2 separate regions of the Homo sapiens genome follow, and region 1 is linked to region 2. Evidence: chromatin contacts called from ENCODE Hi-C or POLR2A ChIA-PET data. All regions are on one chromosome and are shown on one strand. The core of a region is the stretch at or near the end of the contact, and the rest is flanking DNA. Distances in the headings are between cores, read along the strand shown. Region 1 holds the start of ZNF335 (zinc finger protein 335). Region 2 holds the start of ADA (adenosine deaminase).

Region 1 (5,798 bases), core at 227-2,726, 1.3 Mb after region 2:
GGACCCAGTCTTAACCCAGGGCACTTGCGTTTTTTTTTTTTTTTTTGTAGAGATGAGGTCTCGCTATTTGCCCAAGCTGGTCTCCAACTCCTGGGCTCAAGTGATCCTCCCACCTCAGCCTTCCAAAGTGCTGGGATTACAGGCGATGAGCTACCACTCCTGGCCTAGACATCTGCCTCTCAAAGTGTGAGGACTGTGGGTAGTATAGTAGCTAAGACCACAGCCTAGATTTGAATCCTGGCTCTGTCTGCACTCTGTACCTCGGCATCCTTTTCTATAAGATGTGGGAAAAAATGGTATGTGTCTTAGAAGGTATGAAGCTCAAATGAGAAAATCCATTTTAGGGGTTTGGCTTGGTGCCTGGCTCACAGTAAACCAGAAACACCAAGTATTAGCTACAAACAAGCCTTGTTTCCTCTTGGCTGTCAGGCACTGCTGCTCGCGGTCCTTGCCTCCACCCACGCCGTCCAGCCGGGTCCATACCTGAGAACGGCTGCCGCGGTCCGAGCTTTGCCCCACGCCAGAGTCATCGGCCTCTGCCTGCCCCGGGGCGGCCGCGGCGTCGCTGCTGTCGGCGGACACGGCTTCTGAGGTGCCCACACCCAGGCCGCTCTCAGAGGGCTCCTCGGGCCGGCCAGGCCCAGGGGCCGCGTCGCTGCTGCTCTCCACCTCGTTCTCCTCCATCTGATCGGCGGGCTGCCTGACAGCGGGGCGTAGGGTCTGGGAACTTCACTCTGAGAAGAGAGGTGACCGTGGCTGGAACAAGTGGGCCATCTCCCCAGCCCCGGCAACCACGGCCACCCATTTGCACCCCTGCGCCCATTTTGCAGATGCGAAGATTGAGTCTCCGACGGGGCGGAGCTTCCTGGTGTATTGCGAGGGGAGCTCGGGAAAAACTTGACGGAGAAGCTGTGCTTCCCAGGCTAAGGCCCTTCCCGGGAGGGTGGTCAATGGCTGGTAATCTTGACCCTTTCCCTCGCCCCCACGATTCTCGTGGAGCGTTCCGCTCTGTGAGCCCCATCCGGGCCCAGTGGTTCAGCCCTTCGGCCCCCGCGTCCCCCCGGGTTGCAGGGCCGGTGGTACAGCCCGCTGGCCCCCTGGGTCAGTGGTTCGCTCCCCCCCGGTTCCCCTGCGGAGGCGGCTGACAGCGACGGTCTCGGGGCCTGGCGATTTGGGGCTGTCCCCGGCGCTGCCTGTGCTCCAGGCCCGACGCCATCTTGTGGTGGCGCCGGGTTTCCGCTCAGGCAAGTGCGAGAGCGACTAAAGGGCCTGGGACCCCGGGGCCCTGTTCGGACAGCCCCGCCGGCCTGGGACCTCGCCTCCGGGTATCCCCGCAGTGTGACCTCACTCCACGGCAGGGTACGGTGGGGCCGCCTAACTCTACCCGAAGCTCACCCGAGGCTTTCGTAGCCACGTTCCTCTCTGACTCCGGCATCGACGAGGTCGCCATCCTCTTTCCTCCGCTGCGGAGGAACCCATCGGCCTATTGTAGGCCGGAACTACTTCCCCCGCTGGCCCCGGGAAAGACACATTTTCAGTGTTCCGGAAGGTCGCTCCGAGGCCTCAAAACCATAATCGGGTCTCAACAGACTCTGGGACTTTATACGTCGCCCGGTGTTTGGCACTGAGCCCACTATGGTTTGGGGACTACTTTATCTCGGCGGAGTGTTACGTAGGAAGTGGTTGTGACGTCATTCTGGTCCCTTCCCTAGGCCGCAGGGTTGGGCGCGGCGAATGCGCGCCCCGCTCTCTTGGGGCGTGGCTCCCAGTGGGGGGCGTGGCTCCCGGTGGCTTGGCCGCGCCCCTCCTACAACAGCCCGGAAGAGCGTGTGGCCGCGGGCGACTTTGGCTTGGCCAAAGAGGAATTCATGTTGTCAGTCATTTTACCTGACTCATTACTTATTACTTAGCGCGCTGCTGCAACCCAATCGAGCTCTGCCCGTTAGGTTTGATGTGTTTTGTTGGGAAGGGAATGTATAATTATTGTACAGATAGGGAAACTGAGGTCTGGGTATGGGAAGGGCTGGTCCAAAATCACATCCAATAAAGGGACTCAGGAGCTAAGTACGGATGGCAGGAGTCGGGGAAATGGAAAGAAGTTAATGCTTGTCCCTTAGGTTTGTATACATATTTGTTAACATTAATAGAGCTGAGGCCGGGCGCTGTGAGTCACGCCTGTAATTCCAACACTTTGGGACGCCAAGGCAGGAGAATCGCTTGATCCCAGGAGTTCCAAACCAGCCTGGGCAAAAGAGCGAGACCCCATCTCTACAAAAAAAAGAAAAAAAAGAAAAATTAGCCAGGCATGGTGGCGCGTGCCTATAATCCCAGTTGCTCGGGAGGCTGAGGTGGGAGGATCGCTTGAGTCTGGGAGGTTGAGGCTGCAGCGAACCGTGATCACACCACTGCACTTCAGCCTGGGCGACAGAGCGAGACCCTCTTTCAAAAAATAAATAAATACAAGTCAACTACCTATCCTTTAAAAGTGGAGAAAGAAAAAAAATTTTAATTAAAAGTCAGCTGCCCTTAAGGTATGTCCTTCCTCCGGAAATGTCACCTTCTGTTTTAAGACTTTTAGCAGTTTGCAGTGGAAGAGCACAAGAGGGAGTAAGGCGCTCTGGTTTTTGTCCCTAAGTCTCTGTAGTTCCATAGGCTATTTTCCTTAATTGAAAGATACAAATTTTGGGGGAAAAAAATCTCAAAAAAACTCCTAAGCAGGCTGGGCGCGGTGGCTCACGCCTGTAATCTCAGCACTTTGGGAAGCTGAGTCGGGCGGATCACCTGAGGTTGGGAGTTTGAGACCAGCCTGATCAACATGGAGAAACCCCATCTGTACGAAAAATACAAAAGCAGCTGGGCGTGGTGGCGCATGCCGTAATCCCAGCTATTCAGGAGGCTGAGCCAGGACAATAGCTTGAACCCGGGAGGCAGAGGTTGCGGTGAGCCGAGATCACGCCATTGCCTTCCAGCCTGGGGAACAACAGCGGAAACTCTTGTCTCAAACAAACAAACAAAAAGTCCTAAGGAGAAGACCTATTAATAAGGAGAAAAGGTCCGGGCTCGGTGGGTCACACCTGTAATAACCAGCACTTTGGGAGGCTGAGGCCGGTGGATCACTTGAGGTCAGGAGTTCGAGACCAGCCTGGCCAACATGGTGAAACTGTCTCTACTAAAAATACAAAATTTCACTGGGTGTGGTGGCGCGCGCCTGTAGTCCCAGCTACTCGAGAGGCTGAGGCAGGAGAATCGCTTGAAGCCCAGAGGCGGAGGTTGCCGAGATTGTGCCATTGCGACAAGAGAGAAACTCCGCTTCAAAAAATAAATAAATAAATAAAAATAAAAAGGACAAAGGGTGCTTTGAGCTGTTATTTGTGTGCACTTGTGTATGAGGGGATTCATCTGGTCCTTTTCTTAGGTAAAGTTTTCTTTCCTAGGTTTCCCTTTTGGGTTGAGGGAATGGAACAGGAGGCCTCTGGATAGGTTAGGACCCTCATCCCCTATCCCTTGCAACCAGCAGGACCAGGCCCCAGAGCAGCTCTGAAGAGCTAGGTCAGCACTGGCATGATGACATGTTGGTTTTACTATCTCCAGGCAGTTTTCCCGTGTGGACCCCATTCCTCAGCCCTACAGAAGCATCTGCCCCCTCATGCCAGTAGGGTAGTAGGGTGCATCCTACATCTGACCAAGTCACCTCTCCCAAGTTTGGGGTACTCCGAAGTAGCCCCACAGTACCCTCATTCCCTTCCCCACTAAGACTGAAGCCTCCTAGGAGGTAGAGTCTGCAGTGAACTATGAGTGCGCCACTGCACTCTGGCTTTGGTGAGAGAGTGAGACCCTGTCTATTAAAAAGAAAAAAAAAAGACTCAACCTTAATCCTGGCCTTTGCCACAGCATCACAAGATTGCAGAATGTCATGGTACAGATGAAACAGACTCATCATGAAACCGAAGAGGAGCCCAAGGCCCAGAGGGGGAAAGCTAACAGCCCAAGGTCTCGGCTCCTTGGAAACAACATACCAGAACCCTTCCATCACAAAGACAAGCAGGCAAATCCTTGTATTCTGCCTGTGAATCCAGGGTTTGTTCCTCCAGAGAGTGCAGTCTAGTTCTGGTCTCAGCTTTATTTTTTTGTTTTCTCTTTAAAATTTGTTTTATCTTTTAAAAAATTGTTTATAAAGATGGGGACTAGCTATTTTGCCCAGGCTGGTCTCGAACTCCATGGCCCCAGCTTAGAGAGACTTATGGAAGCAGTGAAGGGGCTCTGGGTCAGAGGACATTAAAGTGGACCATTGAGAAAAATGTAGAAGAGCCAAGAGGGAAAGAGGAGGGAAGATGCCAGGCAGTGTGTGTGCTTTCTGAGTCATGTTTTGTTTTTTTTTTTAATTTGCTTCCACAGAGCTTTATTTCCATTTGGATCAAGGCTTGGAAGAAGGCTCCAGGGTAATTAAAAAGCTGCCTAGTGGCTGGAGGGAGAGGCTTAGGCAGAAGCCCTGATACTTTGGGAGGGGCCCTTAAGGCTCCCAGTCGTGCTTGAGGGTGGGTGAGCCTTTCCAAGAGAACCCCACCCAGGCCAGCCTGGGGGCCAGCCACCCTGGGAAGGTTGGTCAAGTGGTCGCCCATCTTGATGAGTTTCACTTCCTCATCTAAGAAGTGACTCTCTAGGAAGTCACAGAGATGGAGGTCTGTGCGGGCAGGACTCAGGGCTTGAAGATCCAAAAGCGGCCTGGTTCAGATTTTTCTCCAGGGCCATGGCGGCTTCCGTGGCATTCAGGGTTTTTAAAATTTATTTATTTATTATTATTTTTTTTTTGTCACCCAGGCTGGAGTGCAGTGGTGTGATCTCAGCTCACTGCAACATCTGCCTCCCAGGTTCAAGCGATCCACCTCAGCCTCCTTAGTAGCTGGGACTACAGGCGTGTGCCACCACACCTGGCTAATTTTTTTTGTATTTTTAGTAGAGATACAATTTCACCACGTTGGCCAGACTGGTCTTGAACTCCTGACCTCAACTGACCCACCTGCCTTGGCTTCCCAAAGTGCTGGGATTACAAGCATGAGCCACCACGTCCAGCCGTGTCCAGGGTCTTATCTAACTCAATTTGGGCCAGTTTCTGGATGTCCTGGAAGAGAATGCAGCCGCCATACTGGTTTTGCATCTTTAAGGCACCCTTGCGCTTCTCCTCGGCCAATTCGTGGAAGAAGTGACCCACGCCCTCCCAAGCCACATCGTCACAGTGTAAGTAGAAGCCCAGAGAGAGGCAGATGAGGAGGCCTGCAGGTGCAAATTGAGCAGGTGGTTCACGGCTGCCTCCACCTCAGTGGAATAATTCTGACGAATCTGGGAGCTCATGGGCTGGTAAGAAGGAGCTAACCACAAACAATGGTGTTGGCTGGACCCAGAAGCAGAAGGTGGCTAAAAAGATGGTCCCTGAGGTTGCAAGTGGAGAGGAGATTGATGGTGAGAGGCTGGAAGAGAGGAAGTCCCAGGATCTCTTCCGTCCAAACACTGTTGAAGCAAGACACAGATCCGTGGGACTGCCCAATGTGACTCTGCTGAGGAGTCATGGTATCTTAAGGAAACAGGAGTTGTTAAATCATCTTCCACTGTAGAGAGGAGGCGGCTGAGGCTCAGAGAGGGGAAGAGACTTTTCCAAGGTCATGCAGCCAGGAGGATGGAGCTGGTATATGGAACCAGGTCTGCCTCATTCCATAGTAATCATACACTTAGGCCGGGTGCGGTAGCTCACGTCTGTAATCCCAACACTTTGGGAGGCCAAGGCGGGAGGATCACTTGAGGTC
Region 2 (5,410 bases), core at 1,850-4,349:
GCCACTGGACTCTCTTCCCTGTGTCTAAGCCCCCAGTAAAACCCCGTATCTTGTTTGCTACCTCTTCCAAAGAAGGTAGCCTCTTGAACCTGGTGCTATATCCATTGGAGTCAATAGGGGTCCCGCACAACAGAAGGCAGCTGCCTAGGGCCTTGCTAAGCAAAGTGTGTTCCTGGATCGTTGACATTAGCATTTCCTGGGAGCTGGTCAGCAGTGCAGCATCGCAGGCCCCAACCCGACCCACACAGAATCACAGTGTGAACATTAAAAGTCAGGCCACTTGAGTGCAGTTTGAAAAGCGCTGCCCTGCTCTGCTTTCTTCTAGCTGACCAGGTCCCAGGCCTCAGCTGGTGGCAGGTATGAGAAGCTGAAGGACACAGCAAAGGCTCCTGTCTCAGGAGGTTTGCACCTGGGGCACTGGCACCTCTATCCCCAAAGGCTTCTGCAGAGGTAGTTTAGGAAAGATGGTTAGAGGCATGGGATTTCGAAGCCAGCCTCCCTTGGACTCAAACCCCAGATTGGACATTTCCTAGCTGTGTGATCTTGGGCCTAGTTAACCTCTCTGTGCCTGGATTAAATAAAAAATGCAGATAATGTGTTTAGAACGGTGCCTGGCACAGAAACATCAACACTCCATTAGCTGCAGCTAGTAATGCTAATAATTATAACTGTCATCTGTCCCTCCCACAAGAGGGCAGGGAGCTGGCTCTGGTCACAGTGGCTCTGAGATTCACACTCCTTCCCACTTCTCCTGCCAGCTCACACAAGTTCCTCCTCACAATCATACAAGATTTGTCACGCCTCAAACACATGGCAGGTAACATTCTACCTTCACTCTCAAGCATCACCTTGTGGCCTTGGGACTCAGGACACGGGACACCCACATAAGCAGCTGATGTTCCATCCTCCAGGTGTGGACACTGAGGTCCCAATAGGGAAAATGATCTGCCAGCTTGAATCAGATGGGAGGACTGAGCAAGGCCAAAAAATGGGGATAATAATATGAGCCCCTCCCTTGATGGGCTGTTACAGAAGAACTGCAAGGATCCAATGGGTGTCTGCAACAAGTGCTCTAGAAGTGGGCCCTGCTGTTCTCTCCATAACTCCCAACATGTTCGCAATCAAGGAGCCTTTTTTTTTTTTTTTTTTTTTTTGAGACAGCGTCTCACTCTGTCACCCAGGCTGGAGTGCAATGGCGAGATCTCGGCTCACTGCAAGCTCCACCTCCTGGGTTTATGCCATTCTCCTGCCTCAGCCTTCTGCGTAGCTGGGACTACAGGCGCCCGCCACCATGCCCAGCTAATTTTTTATATTTTTAGTAGAAATGGGGTTTTGCCATGTTGGCCAGGCTGGTCTCGAACTCCTGGCCTCATGATCCACCCACCTTTGCCTCCCAAAGTGCTGGGATTATAGGCGTGAGCCACTGCACCCCGCCAATCAAAGAGCTTTGCTATTGCCATAGGATTCACATCAGGGTACAGTGGGTCCCCAGCCCAAGGGCAGAGGGAGCCCAGAGCATTTAATAAAAAGACTGCAAAGGGGAGGCGCCAATCATGGGCCCCAGCTCCAGTAAGACGTGAAGGAGGCAGGGGTGGGGGTAGGAGGGCTTGTACAGCACCTCAGTGCTTCCAGCTTCTGACGGGGAGTAGCTGAGCATTTTCCCTGGGCTGGGGGCATCAGTAGTGGGGGCCAGGCCTCACCCTCCTCAGAAGGTAGGTGGGCTCTCCACAGCCTGTCTCCCTCACTGACACATGCACACTCACTGGATTCTCACCGGCACTTTTGTGATAGCTGTCATCATCATTCACACCTATTTCTTTTCTTTTCTTTTTCTTCTCTTTTTTTTGAGACAGGGTCTCGCTCTGTCTCCCAGGCTGAAGTGCAGTGGCACCATCACACCTCACTGCAGCCTCAACCTCCTGGGCTCAAGCGATCCTCCCGCCTCAGCCTCCTGAGTAGCTGGGACTACGGGAGTGCACCACCACACACACTTCCCCTAACTTTTTTTATTTTTTGGAGAGACGGGGTCTAGTTTTGTTGTCCAGGCTAGTCTCAAACTCCTGGACTCAAATGATCCTCCCGCCTCAGCCTCACAAAGTGCTGGGATTACAGGCGTGAGCCAACCTCCTGGGCCACTCACACCTATTTCTTAGAAGGGTAAGTTGAGGCTGACTGCAGCTGACTCCTTCCCCAACCACTCTCACACCCTACTGGCTGACTCACCCTGCTTGGCAGACTCCTGGGCCCCTCCTCTCGGACTCTGCGACAGGCCAAGGGGGTCCAGACCCTCCCTGACCCCAACAGTCCCAAGACGCCACAGCTGGTGGGCGGAGAAACAAGGGGATTCTCCCCTGGGGCCAGTGGCCATGGCTTGGCCTCGAGTGAACCCTGCTAGGGCCCCAAACCCAGGGCCTACCTAGCTCCTGTTCTTCCCGCGCGGGGGAAGGGGGGTGCTCTGCTCCCCTCCCTCCCCTTTCTGGCAGGGCTCACGGTTCTTCCCCGGGGCGCATCCACAAACCTGAGCTCCTTGGCGCTCACCACCATAACGCTGGCGTACAAAGCTGCTTCCATTCACTGAGCACTCAGTAGGCGCCGGGCACAGCACTAGGTGCCTATCCGGCGTAGACATCGGGCCTGATCATACAGCTGAGCTTCAGAGACCTCAAGTCCCTGCCCAGGCCCACACAGCGCTCAGCGGTGCTAGGATGCCCACTTGACAGACAGCGAAACTGAGACCCAGAGGGGTCAAGTCAGGGGCAGAAGCAGACTCTGGAGGCCTCCGGGTTCTGGACCTTCTCTGCCCCATTGTCCCTGATTAGCCCGCAAGCAAGCCACGGCCTAAGCCGAAGGAAGAACTCGCCTGCAGGAGCCCCCGTTCGTTCCCAGGGTTTGGACGCCCCGGGCTGGGCCCCGCTAAGCCCCTCGGGCCGCCCAGGCGCCGGACCCCCGTCCCCGGAGCCCCCGCGCGCGCTCACTTTGGGCTTGTCGAAGGCGGGCGTCTGGGCCATGGTGCCCTCGTGCGCCCCGGCGCTGCTCCCTCCGCCGCCGCTCGGTGGGTCTCTGCCGGCTCGGTGGCCGCTCGGCTTTCCCTGGGGCCAGCGGTGGCCGCGGCCGGCCACGCTCTTCTTAACGGGCCGGGCCCCGCCTCCCGCCCCGCCCGCCGCCGTTCCCGGGGCCCGCCCTCTCGCCGGAGCCCCCGCCCCGCCCGCCGGCCTGGATCGCGCATTTCCTGGAATTCTGGACCCGGCGTCCTCGCCCGCCGACCCGAAAACTACGGCCCCGCGGCGCCCGACCGGACCCACCTGTGGGCGCGCGCTCCAGCCGCCTCGCTGGGCGCTGCCTTCCCCCCGGCTCCTCCAGCAACTTTCAAGCGTCCCCCTGCAGTCTGGGCGCTGCTGTGCGCCAGGCCCAAGCTAGAAGCGGGGACCCCGGGAGCATCGCAAGCCTCGAGCGGCGTGCCTTCCACCGGATAGACGGACGCTCGTCGCAGAAACACACACCATAATTGTATAGTTAAGGAACTTTCGAGGGGGGCCAGCCGTGGCCTGCAGAACCTGCAGGAGTTCATCAGGGGTGGGTGGGGGTGGAGAGGACATTCTACGTGAGAGACTCCAGGGAGCTGGGAGTGAAAGGAGGCGAGGAAGGCTGGAGCTCGGAGGGAGGGAGAACACAGACAGTCCCCTCCTGGGCATTCACCTTTAAGAAACCCGCCCAGGCGCAGCCAGAGACCTGTGCAGAATGTTCACACCAGCGCTATTCCGAATAACAGGAACATTGGAAACACCCTCAAATGCCCCTCCACGGGCGAGTGGGCAAATAAACCGGAATATTCACACCATGAAACGTTAGACAGCAGTGAAACGGAATGAACTTCAGCCAGACAACAACAGAAACAATGTCTCAGAAACAATGTTGAGTGAAAAAAACTAAGTTGCGGAAAACTGCATACAATGGTGCAACTTTTAGAATGTGTAAAAGCAAAACCAAAAGTATGTATGTTTAGACACATGCATCGGTGGAAAAAATGTAAAGCAAGGGAAAGATGAGCATAGATACGAGAAGAGTGGTTATCTCAGGTGAAAGGGAAGGAGCCGGGAGGAGGTAAGGACGGAGGGAAATAACACGCGGGTACAGGTTATTTATTTATTTATTTATTTATTTATTTATTTATTTATTTATTTACTGAGACGGAGTTTCGCTCTTTCGCGGAGGCTGCAGTGAAGTGGCGCGATCTGGGCTCACTGCAACCTCTGCCCCTCTGGCCCGCCTCCTCCCCACCGCTCCCCCGCACCCCCAGCGTTTCAAGCGATTTTCCTGTCTCAGCCTCCCGAGTAGCTGGGATTATAGGCGCCCACAACCACGCCTGGCTAATTTTTGTTTTTTGTTTTTTTGTTTTTGTTTTTGTTTTTTTGAGATGGACTCTTGCTCTGTCGCCCAGGCTGGAGTGCAGTGGCGAAATCTCGGCTCACTGCAACCTCCACCTCCTGGATTTTAAGCAGTTCTCGGCCTCAGCGTCCCGAGTAGCTGGGATTACAGGCGCGTGGCACCGTGCCCTGCTAAGTTTTGGATTTGTAGTAGAGACGGGGTTTCACCATGTTGGCCAGGCTGGTCTCGAACACCTGACCTCACATGATCCACCCACCTCGGCTTCCCAAGGCGTGATTACAGGCATGAGCCACCACGCCTGGCCACACACAGGTTATTGATAATGTTCCAGTACTGGGGTGGATGGTAGCTTCATTTCATTTCATCATAAATAAATTAACAAACCCATAAACAAGGGGGAAAGAGAGAGTGGGAGAGTGGAGAGCAAGGGGCTAGAAGGTCTGATGGGAGCTGAATCCTGCCAGGGATGTGGGACCCAGCGATGGTGTGGGATTCCTAGGAAGTCAGTGGAGTGTTTTAAGTGGAGGCGAGACAAAATCACCCTTTTATTTGGAAAAAATATTCTCCAGCTACTGAAAGTGTGATCCAGGGATCATCAGCACCCACATCACCTGGGAGCTGACTACAAATGCAGACTTTCAGACCCCATCCCAGACCTACTGAAGTAGAATCTGTATTTTATACAAACAGGACCCCCAGGTGGTTCGCACCCACAGGGCACTTTGAGAAGCCTGGGCTCCCTGCTGTGAGGGGAGGGCATTACAGGGGGCCAGCGGGGGTGAGGGAGGACAGGATACCAGGAAGGAGGCAACTGCCATGGTCTGGGTAGGGCATAGTGATGTCAGTGGGGGAAGTGGAGAAACTCATATTCAAGCTGCATTTAGGGTGTAAAATCAGCTGGATTTGGGGTTTGGTTGTATGTGGGAGTGAGGGAGAGGGTGGCTGTATTAGTCCATTATTTTCATGCTACTGATGAAGACATACCCGAGCCTGGGCGCAGTGGTTCATGCCTGTAATCCCAGGA

What was found. Hi-C counts contacts between places; a loop is a spot of excess contacts on that map. ChIA-PET counts read pairs that join two places held with the same protein, here RNA polymerase II (POLR2A). Pooled maps may share reads with other maps.
Region 1: a pooled map shows a loop between it and region 2 (5-fold over the local background). The contact joins the promoter of ZNF335 here to the promoter of ADA in region 2. A Hi-C loop is called at or near these places in 1 of 37 single-sample maps with no recorded cell type and 4 of 50 pooled maps. POLR2A ChIA-PET finds 5 or more read pairs at or near these places in 2 of 52 experiments (OCI-LY7 and activated naive CD8-positive, alpha-beta T cell).

The regions. Positions count from the first base shown.
Region 1 is chr20:45,970,727-45,976,524 of GRCh38, forward strand. ZNF335 (zinc finger protein 335) reads right to left here and starts at 1,477. Exons shown (of 28, transcript NM_022095.4): 1 at 1,396-1,477; 2 at 484-734. The coding sequence starts at 684. It also overlaps the pseudogene FTLP1. RefSeq lists a silencer at 989-1,108 and enhancers at 1,879-2,098, 4,557-5,093.
Region 2 is chr20:44,648,600-44,654,009 of GRCh38, forward strand. It overlaps ADA (adenosine deaminase), which reads right to left and starts at 3,100. Exons shown (of 12, transcript NM_000022.4): 1 at 2,976-3,100. The coding sequence starts at 3,008. RefSeq lists enhancers at 2,549-2,658, 2,889-3,872 and a silencer at 2,909-3,298.